Regions from separate parts of the Homo sapiens genome. Here all the other regions are linked to region 2. Evidence: chromatin loops called from intact Hi-C (ENCODE). Cell type or tissue: CD14-positive monocyte. All regions are shown on one strand. Region 1 overlaps LOC107987011 (a long non-coding RNA gene). Region 2 has its middle 140 kb from the start of NAMA. Region 3 overlaps LOC101928438 (a long non-coding RNA gene).

Evidence for each region. Hi-C counts contacts between places; a loop is a spot of excess contacts. Peaks named below come from ENCODE experiments on the same cell type or tissue, not always from the same donor. Only the 100,000 strongest peaks of a DNase experiment are listed, where the experiment ranks them.
Region 1: it touches region 2 in a loop (3-fold over the local background); 1 of 110 quality-filtered maps calls a loop at or near these places.
Region 3: it touches region 2 in a loop (2.2-fold over the local background); 1 of 110 quality-filtered maps calls a loop at or near these places.

What each region holds. Positions count from the first base shown.
Region 1 is chr9:99,432,474-99,434,973 of GRCh38, forward strand. The region is part of intron 2 of LOC107987011 (a long non-coding RNA gene); the gene reads right to left. Among named protein-coding and RNA genes, the nearest start is that of NAMA, 58 kb to the left of the region's middle. RefSeq lists enhancers at 674-1,873, 1,182-1,301, 1,312-1,391. In CD14-positive monocyte, no CTCF peak of the experiment used is centred here; a DNase peak (open chromatin) is centred at 1,288; H3K27ac peaks cover 1,636 bases.
Region 2 is chr9:99,514,334-99,516,833 of GRCh38, forward strand. No RefSeq gene overlaps it. Among named protein-coding and RNA genes, the nearest start is that of NAMA, 140 kb to the left of the region's middle. RefSeq lists an enhancer at 1,942-2,001. In CD14-positive monocyte, no CTCF peak of the experiment used is centred here; DNase peaks (open chromatin) are centred at 948 and 2,108; H3K27ac peaks cover 387 bases.
Region 3 is chr9:99,659,105-99,661,604 of GRCh38, forward strand. All of the region lies in intron 3 of LOC101928438 (a long non-coding RNA gene), which reads right to left. Among named protein-coding and RNA genes, the nearest start is that of NR4A3, 160 kb to the right of the region's middle. In CD14-positive monocyte, no CTCF peak of the experiment used is centred here; a DNase peak (open chromatin) is centred at 1,287; H3K4me3 peaks cover 797 bases; H3K27ac peaks cover 1,598 bases.

The sequences.
Region 1 (2,500 bases), 82 kb before region 2:
AGTCTTTTCCAAAGCCTTTTTTAAGGATTCATTGATGTCAGTCTACTGTTTAATTCTCTGGGCTGAGGCCATTCTATGTTGACTAAAATACCACTATGAATAGCCAACAGAAACTCAATAAAACAAAATTTGGTAGCATAAATCCTGCAAACACCCTATGGTGACACATAAACATTACTGAAAGAGAAGCAGGGGATAACATACTAAGTGTCTCATTAGAATGAGAAGAAAAAAAGATTTATTTTTGAATTTTTCCTTTTACAAAATTTAGAATCACAAATCCTTTGACTTTGAATTAAAAAAGAACTTCGAAACGATCTAGAGCAATGTCAGCTGATGACACCAGATCTGTGTTTCTAGCTTCAAGCACTCCTCTGGGCATGAGACTGGTTTATTCAGCTCATGGACACGTCAGTTGGTTGAACATGGATGCTTCCATTTCAATAGGTCAGAAATTCGATTCATCATTTCCCACCCCCCTTCTGCTTTGGGTGTTTTATTTAATTAAATCATCAGGTGCCCAGTCACCCAACCCAGGAGCCAGCAGGCCATCCTCTGTAGAATGCGGGAAGTGCGTTCCTACAGTGGACATCACCTACTGATCCTGCATCTAAAACACCTCTATGCTTCTCTCCCTCTCTCATGCTCTTGAATCCACTGCTCCTCCCACATACTGGCTTCGTTATCTCTCCCCTGCCTCTTCTGCCTTCAGTGCTTTAGGAATATATTGCCTAGCATGAAATATTCTTCTCTCTTGCCTGAATGGAAAATTCTTTGTTCTTTCAAGACCCGGTTCAAATATCACTTCCTCTCTGTGTTATTAACCTACGCTTGATCTGCACTCCCCACAAATTATTGTCAATGTCTAACATCATGGCTGTGTACATATCCTCTCTTCCACAAAACAATGTACTCTTTTTATTTTATAGTTTGGGAAACTCTGGCCCCCAAACACTAAGACTAAGTGACGTACTGAAGTTCAAGTTCACTCAGTTTGTCAACAGCAGATCCAGGACTACAAGATAACCTAGGAACAGAGCTCATCCCCATGGCCCCCCTATGATAAAATGTCCCCTGCTTTTTTAGCCATAGCAAGTATCTGCTGGGCTGAGGCCTTGGTTGTCTTTGAGAGTGAGGCTGTACCCCTCAAGGATGTGTCCTGTGTTGAGGGTAGCAGGGCCTGCCTGCAAATATCCGGGTCAGCAGGCCAGGAGAGTTCACACTGAGGGGCTGGGCAGGGGTGTTCAGGCTTTGCTCACAGGATGACTCACGGAGAGGAAGTGCCACTCAGATTTGTGAGTCACCCTCTTGGGCTCCACAGAGGCCCTGTCACGCAGGAGCCTGTCAGCTTTCATCTCCATCTCTCCAACCCCTAGGGCCAAAAGTCAAACTTGGTTTCTGCTTACTTGTTTGATTTTTAGTGGCTCCTCCAGCTCCAGAACCTTTAGCAAGCAGCTTCCTTTGAAAGTTTAAGATGGAAATCTCTAAGCTGGCCCTGTGCTTCCCCTGACAAGTGTGTAATCGATGGGAAATCTCTCACTGGAGGCTATCCTATCTGGAGTCTTGATAAAAGGCACTTTCAGAGAGGTGAAAGGCTCTTAGAGACCTTTTACAAAGAACTAAGCTGGCCTAAAATTGTCACCTTTATCCTCCCAGGTGACCATTCACTATCACCAACTCTCTGGCAGAGAAAAATGTGAGGATACAAACACAAAGAAAATCACTCCCTTAATACACACGGGGTAGAATCCTCTTTGGGTCAGACAGAAAAGCAGTGACTTGGGAGAAAATTGTGAAGGGTGGTTGGATGCTAGGAGCTGACTGGGCTGCATCTTTGAGCTTTAGTTCTACCCTTCCAAGTCTCCTGTCCTCCTTGAAGTTCTCTGCTTTTGATTTCTGTGGCCACCAGCACATATGGCCCTGTTTCTCTTGAACATACTTGAAATGGGCCAATACTTTCTAAAAGGCTTTACTAACACACTGAAGAAATGAACATAGAGAAATACCAATGGCATTGAGAACAATCCAGTTTACTCACAACTATATCTTGGGCCTAAGAATCCCAGAGCAAGCATAGGAGACCTTCATCAAGCTTTCCCAAAGCCCCTATTCAATTCCACCCTCTGCCTTGCTTCTTCTCCAACATTCCTGCCCTTCCCTCAGCCATAAGGCTTCTGGGTACCATTTTGTTTTCTGGCACCTGGAAGATAGTATGAAGGATCCTCTTGTTCAAACCAAATCAGAGGAGGGAAGACCAGTGAACAGATAATTGAACGCTGAATTAAAGCAGTGCAGGTGGAGCGAGGCAGCAGTATAAAGACAAAATAAACATTTAGGAGTTGGAATAGATGGAATCTGGGGACCTGTTAGACCTGGAGTGGAAAGATTGAATCTTTTTTTTTCTTGTTTTATAAGTTATCTGTCAAACTCAAGCTGGGATTTCCAATACCATTTGGATGTTGGAAATAGTATTGCTAAAAAACAAATTAACATCAGAAAC
Region 2 (2,500 bases):
ACGCATTTCACAGGCATCACCAATAACCAAAGTTATTCTTCTCTCCAGAGCATGCTGAGAGAGAAAGCTCTTTTACTGAAGATAGTTTCTTTGACATTCACACTCCAACAAGGATAGTCTCTTCTGGGCCTAATTTGACTTCTTTATGTGCCAAGAGGAAACTTTCTCTCTGAAGGGCAGGCACACAGATATCTGAAGAGGTCTTTAGGAGGCACTTTATAATTTCCTTGAATTTGCTAGAATGTTTGGAGAATAATGTGTATTGATTAGCTGTCTCTTTCGAAATGCTTAAAGTTCTCCTACCCTTTGATTTTTTAAGAGGAATTAACAGTGAATAAGCAAAAAAAAAAAAAAAAAAAAGAAGAAGAAGAAGAATATACCAACTCACTCACTCATGTTTTCTAACTAAAAGGAGTGTGGCCTAAAGACCATTATATGTAACAGGGTCCATGCTAGGACACTGAAAGCTAAGCAGCTCTTTCTGATAAATTTGAAATTGGGGCCGGGCGCGGTGGCTCACGCCTGTAATCCCAGCACTTTGGGAGGCCGAGGCGGGTGGATCACCTGAGGTCTGGAGTTCGAGATCTGTCTCACCAACATGGTGAAACTTCGTTTCTACTGAAAATACAAAATTAGCCAGGTGTGGTGATGCATGCCTGTAATCCCAACTACAACTACTCGGGAGGCCGAGGCAGGAGAATTGCTTGAATCCGGGAGGCAGAGGTCGCAGTGAGCCGAAGTCATGCCATTGCACTCCTTCCTGGGCAACAAGAGTGAGACTCCATCTCAAAATAAATAAATAAAAATAAAATAAAATAAAATAAATTTGAAATTGGGGACATGGAAATAAGAGAGGTGGCAGTGACTCCTTGAGACTGTGTCATAAGCTGACTCTGACACTAAGAAAGACAGTATGACTAGACAGTGACCCCAGGAGTCTAGGGCTGAGATCAGGAACACATGACGCTGAGCTGCCCAGCAGGAAGGGAAGTAGAGCTCTAATGATACCACAGCTGTGCCATTTAACACACACTACTAGCTGTGACACTCCTAGGCCAATTCTAGTAGATAATTCTGCTTCCAACAAATAACCTGAAACAAAAATAATAATAAAAAAATTAAACCTATGCTCAATGATGTGATAGCAACATTAGCACATCCAAATTTTTTTTTAACTACAGGGTCCTATATTCTGGGCCTCTCAACCTTTTTCCTTGCAGCCCCAGGCCTTACCTGGTCATCCCAGGACACTGACATTTTGGATACTGAGGACCCATCGATATGCCATGGCTGGGAAGCTTTGCTGGTGGAAAGAACACTGGATTTAGAAACAGAAGACCTGAGCTCCATTTCTGATTGCTGTTACTAGCTGTGTAACTTTGCACAAATCACTTAAATTTTTGGGTCCTGTTGTTGCATCTATGAAATGCAAATTCTAAAAAATTCAAAGGACTAATCTTATGAAGAAGGCAGTATCATCCGCCATGCTACAGGTGAGAAAACTGTGGCCATGGAATTAATAAGGAAAAAAACACCAAGACAATGTAAGAGTCCACAGATTACGCTGCTAGTGTCTCTACACCATGATTTCTTGAGATAGTCTCAAGTGAGGAGGAAAAGGAGTACTCCAGAGCTTCTCAGAGCTGTGAGAAGCCCAGGCAGGGGTGTGAGTAGAGAGGGAAGAGAATGGCAATGGAGTACTGCTTAGCTATTTAACTCACTCACTCTAAATAGCTTAGCTACTTAGCCCACTCACTCTCACATCCTTCGGATTCACCCTAATAGCATCTAATGGGACAGAAGGCAGGTTCCTAAATCCCTGAGGGCTTCTGCAAGTGGGCATGCTTCATGAGCAGAACAAAAGGCTTGGTGTCCATTCAAGGGCGCCTTTGCTTCTCCATTAAATTCCTTTGACATTCGATGCACTGTGCGTTAATTAATTAATTAACGCACAGTGCATCAAAAGTTTCACATTAAACTTCCTCCGTTCAGCTCAGTTTTGAGGCCAAGGAGGCAAAAAATAACAGCTCCTGAAACCATTTTCTTTTTTTCAAGGTGCTTTTTGAGGAAGTTCACTTCACAACAAAGGAAGTAAAACAGAACCTTTGTCATGATCTTCTTTCCAGCTTTCCTGTAACCTTTGGGTCCAACCTCAGTGCCAGCCCTGCCCCCACCCCCACTCCTCTGACAGGTCTCTGTGACTGCCTCACCTCCTCTGGGAAGCCTTCCCTGACTACCACCACAGTGTCAGTGAGCTTCTCCACTCTTTCCATCCAAAGCACTGCAGCCTTTCCTCTGCAACACATCACATGCTTGTGCATGCTTTGGCTTCGTACTTATTGACTAAGTGCCTGCCTTCCCATGAGATTCTGAGCTTCATGAACACAGTGGCTGTATCTGTTTGGTTCACTGCTGAGCTCACAGAGCCTAGGTCAGTGCCTGGCATATGTGTTGGTCAAATCCCCCTGTTTGTTAGTTTTTCCTTCCTCTCCCCAACATC
Region 3 (2,500 bases), 140 kb after region 2:
TTGTTCCTTTGGCTTAGCCTGTCCTTCGTATACTACTTCCACCTGGAAATAATCTTCCCATCATTTAAGATCTACTTTGTGTTATCTTTTCTTCATCAGTCTTTCCCAGCAGGTTGCTTCCTCCTTCTTCCTTGCCAACCATGTTAATTTGTACATTCTTCTTGTTATTGCACTTGTACTGTTTACAGACCTGCCTTTGTCATCAGATTAGGAATCCCTTGAGGTCAAATAATGAATTAAATTCACCCTTGAACCTCCAGCATCAAGTACAGTGGTTGGTGCATAGTAAGCACTCACTATATATTTGAACAGCGAAGAACTTAATAAATCCAACTTGAGATAAGTTACCACCCATCAAGTTTTGTGGGATTCTAAATACCCTAATAAACCATGAAGGCACTCAACATTCTCAGAAATGAAAATGAATGAAAAAAAAAGAATTTTTCAGTCTTTTGTTTGACAAAATGTTGCTTATATAGACATTATATCTAAACAATAAGCTCCATACCCTAGCCACGCTCAGAGATATCTGCGCAACCTGACACCTCTCCTATAATTCTTCTTTCTACTCACAAAGAAAAAAACAGAATGTTTGAAGCCATTTCTCTATTCTCAGAAAATATACCCCATGTATGTCTTCTCTAATTCCTATATATTACAAGGTCAATTAATTATAGATCCACAGAGCTGGAATTATCAGAGACCTTTTGTACTCATCATTTTATAGACAGAATAACTGGGCCTAAAGAGGTGAAATCACTTCCCCAAGGCCATAAAGCAAATCAGCAGCAGCACTAACCTAAGTCTGTTGCTTCCTAATCATCTTACCAAATATTCCCACAGAGATAAAAATTAATTCTCCCACCCACACATAAGCCTTGCAACCACCGGTTCACTTACAAATTATTCCAGGATAATTGTTAATAATTATTACTAAACATGAACAGATTTGGATACTAAATTGTAACAGATAAACCTGCACACACAAGTACTGCTACTAGTACAAAACTCCATGACACAGTTGACCAGTGTCCAACTTAATCGATAGGATCCTTTGGTTTGTTTGTGTCGTATGTGTGTGCACATGTGTGTATGTAATTTTCCCCCCAATTTCTATTAGCACTGTACAAAAAAAGGAAGTTGAAAGTGAGAAGTCTTCTATTGTTGCACAGACATGTGACTCTTGTCTAAATGGCATTAAAATTGTTCAGACATTGAAATGAAAGCAAATGTGCCTGTACCCATCACATTACGTAGGAAAACCAATGTAGGCTGAGTTGCATGTCACCAAATGCCCCACATGTGACAAACAGAGAAAGTGACATAATCCAAGTATTCAGCAAAAGCAGCCCACAGTAACAAATGCATCATTTCTGAAGAGGAAGAGAGAGCAGATGGCTCAGCAAGCAACTGTGGAACAGCCAGCTTCCCCCTCCGCACCTCCAAAACCAAATTGCCTCCCAGTATCTCATCCTAGGCACTGCAGAAACTCAGAGGCAAAACGCTTAAGCACCACAGTAGCAGCGGCCAGGGCAGGAGTCTCAGGTCATGGTGCCCTGAGCTTGGACCCAGATGACCTGAGTTCACAGCAAGATTCTGCTTCTCGCTTTCTATGTTACCTTAAACAAGTTACTTAATTTCTTTAAATTTTATTTCCTCATCTATGTTATATAGGATCAGTAAGACTCCATAATATTCTAGGACATATTGACACGAAAGTGCTTCATGAACTACAAAGTACTCAACAAATGTTAAACTTCATTAATTAAAATGTACCGATTGGTTAGAACTAATACAAGCCAATCTGAAACCTAATAACATATATCATACACAGTGTATGGAGAGCCCTAGCCCTAGTTGATCACGGCTTCACAGATGCTTTTTAAGAGTGGTCAGCGAATTGTGGTTCTCTCTGCTAAAAAGTCACCATGACTATCCTTCTATCTTAAGGGTGGGATAAATCTATTCCATTCATTCCTCATTCAACAGTGGATGCTCAACATGTATTGAACATCCACTGTAAGCCATGCACTAGCTAAGTGACAAAAGATATAGTAGCTGAGGCGTTTTGGATGCTAATTTCTCTTAAAGATAATTATCTCTTTTTCTTTTATTGTTATTGCTTAAAGGGCAAACACCATGGAAAACAAAATAAATATTTAACTACATCAAGAAAGACTAGAGTCAGATATTTCTGGATTATTTGTTGCATCAGCCTAAGAAATAATAATGGCTTATATTGCTAGTACTTAAAAAAAAAAGCTACCATAGGTGTTAACTGACTTAATTATCATACTAGCTGTATGAAAAAGGAATGATTTCCCACTCTTATGAAGCCTAAATGCAAATCTGAGTCTAAAACACTCTCCACTATACCATATTGTCTCTCACTTTAACACCAAGGGTTATCAAGGTGGGAAAAGAAAAGTATCTTCTGGCAAGATAAATCATAATTGTTTTCAATACTCTAGTGTACATTGTTGAGGCAGAGAGATTCCAG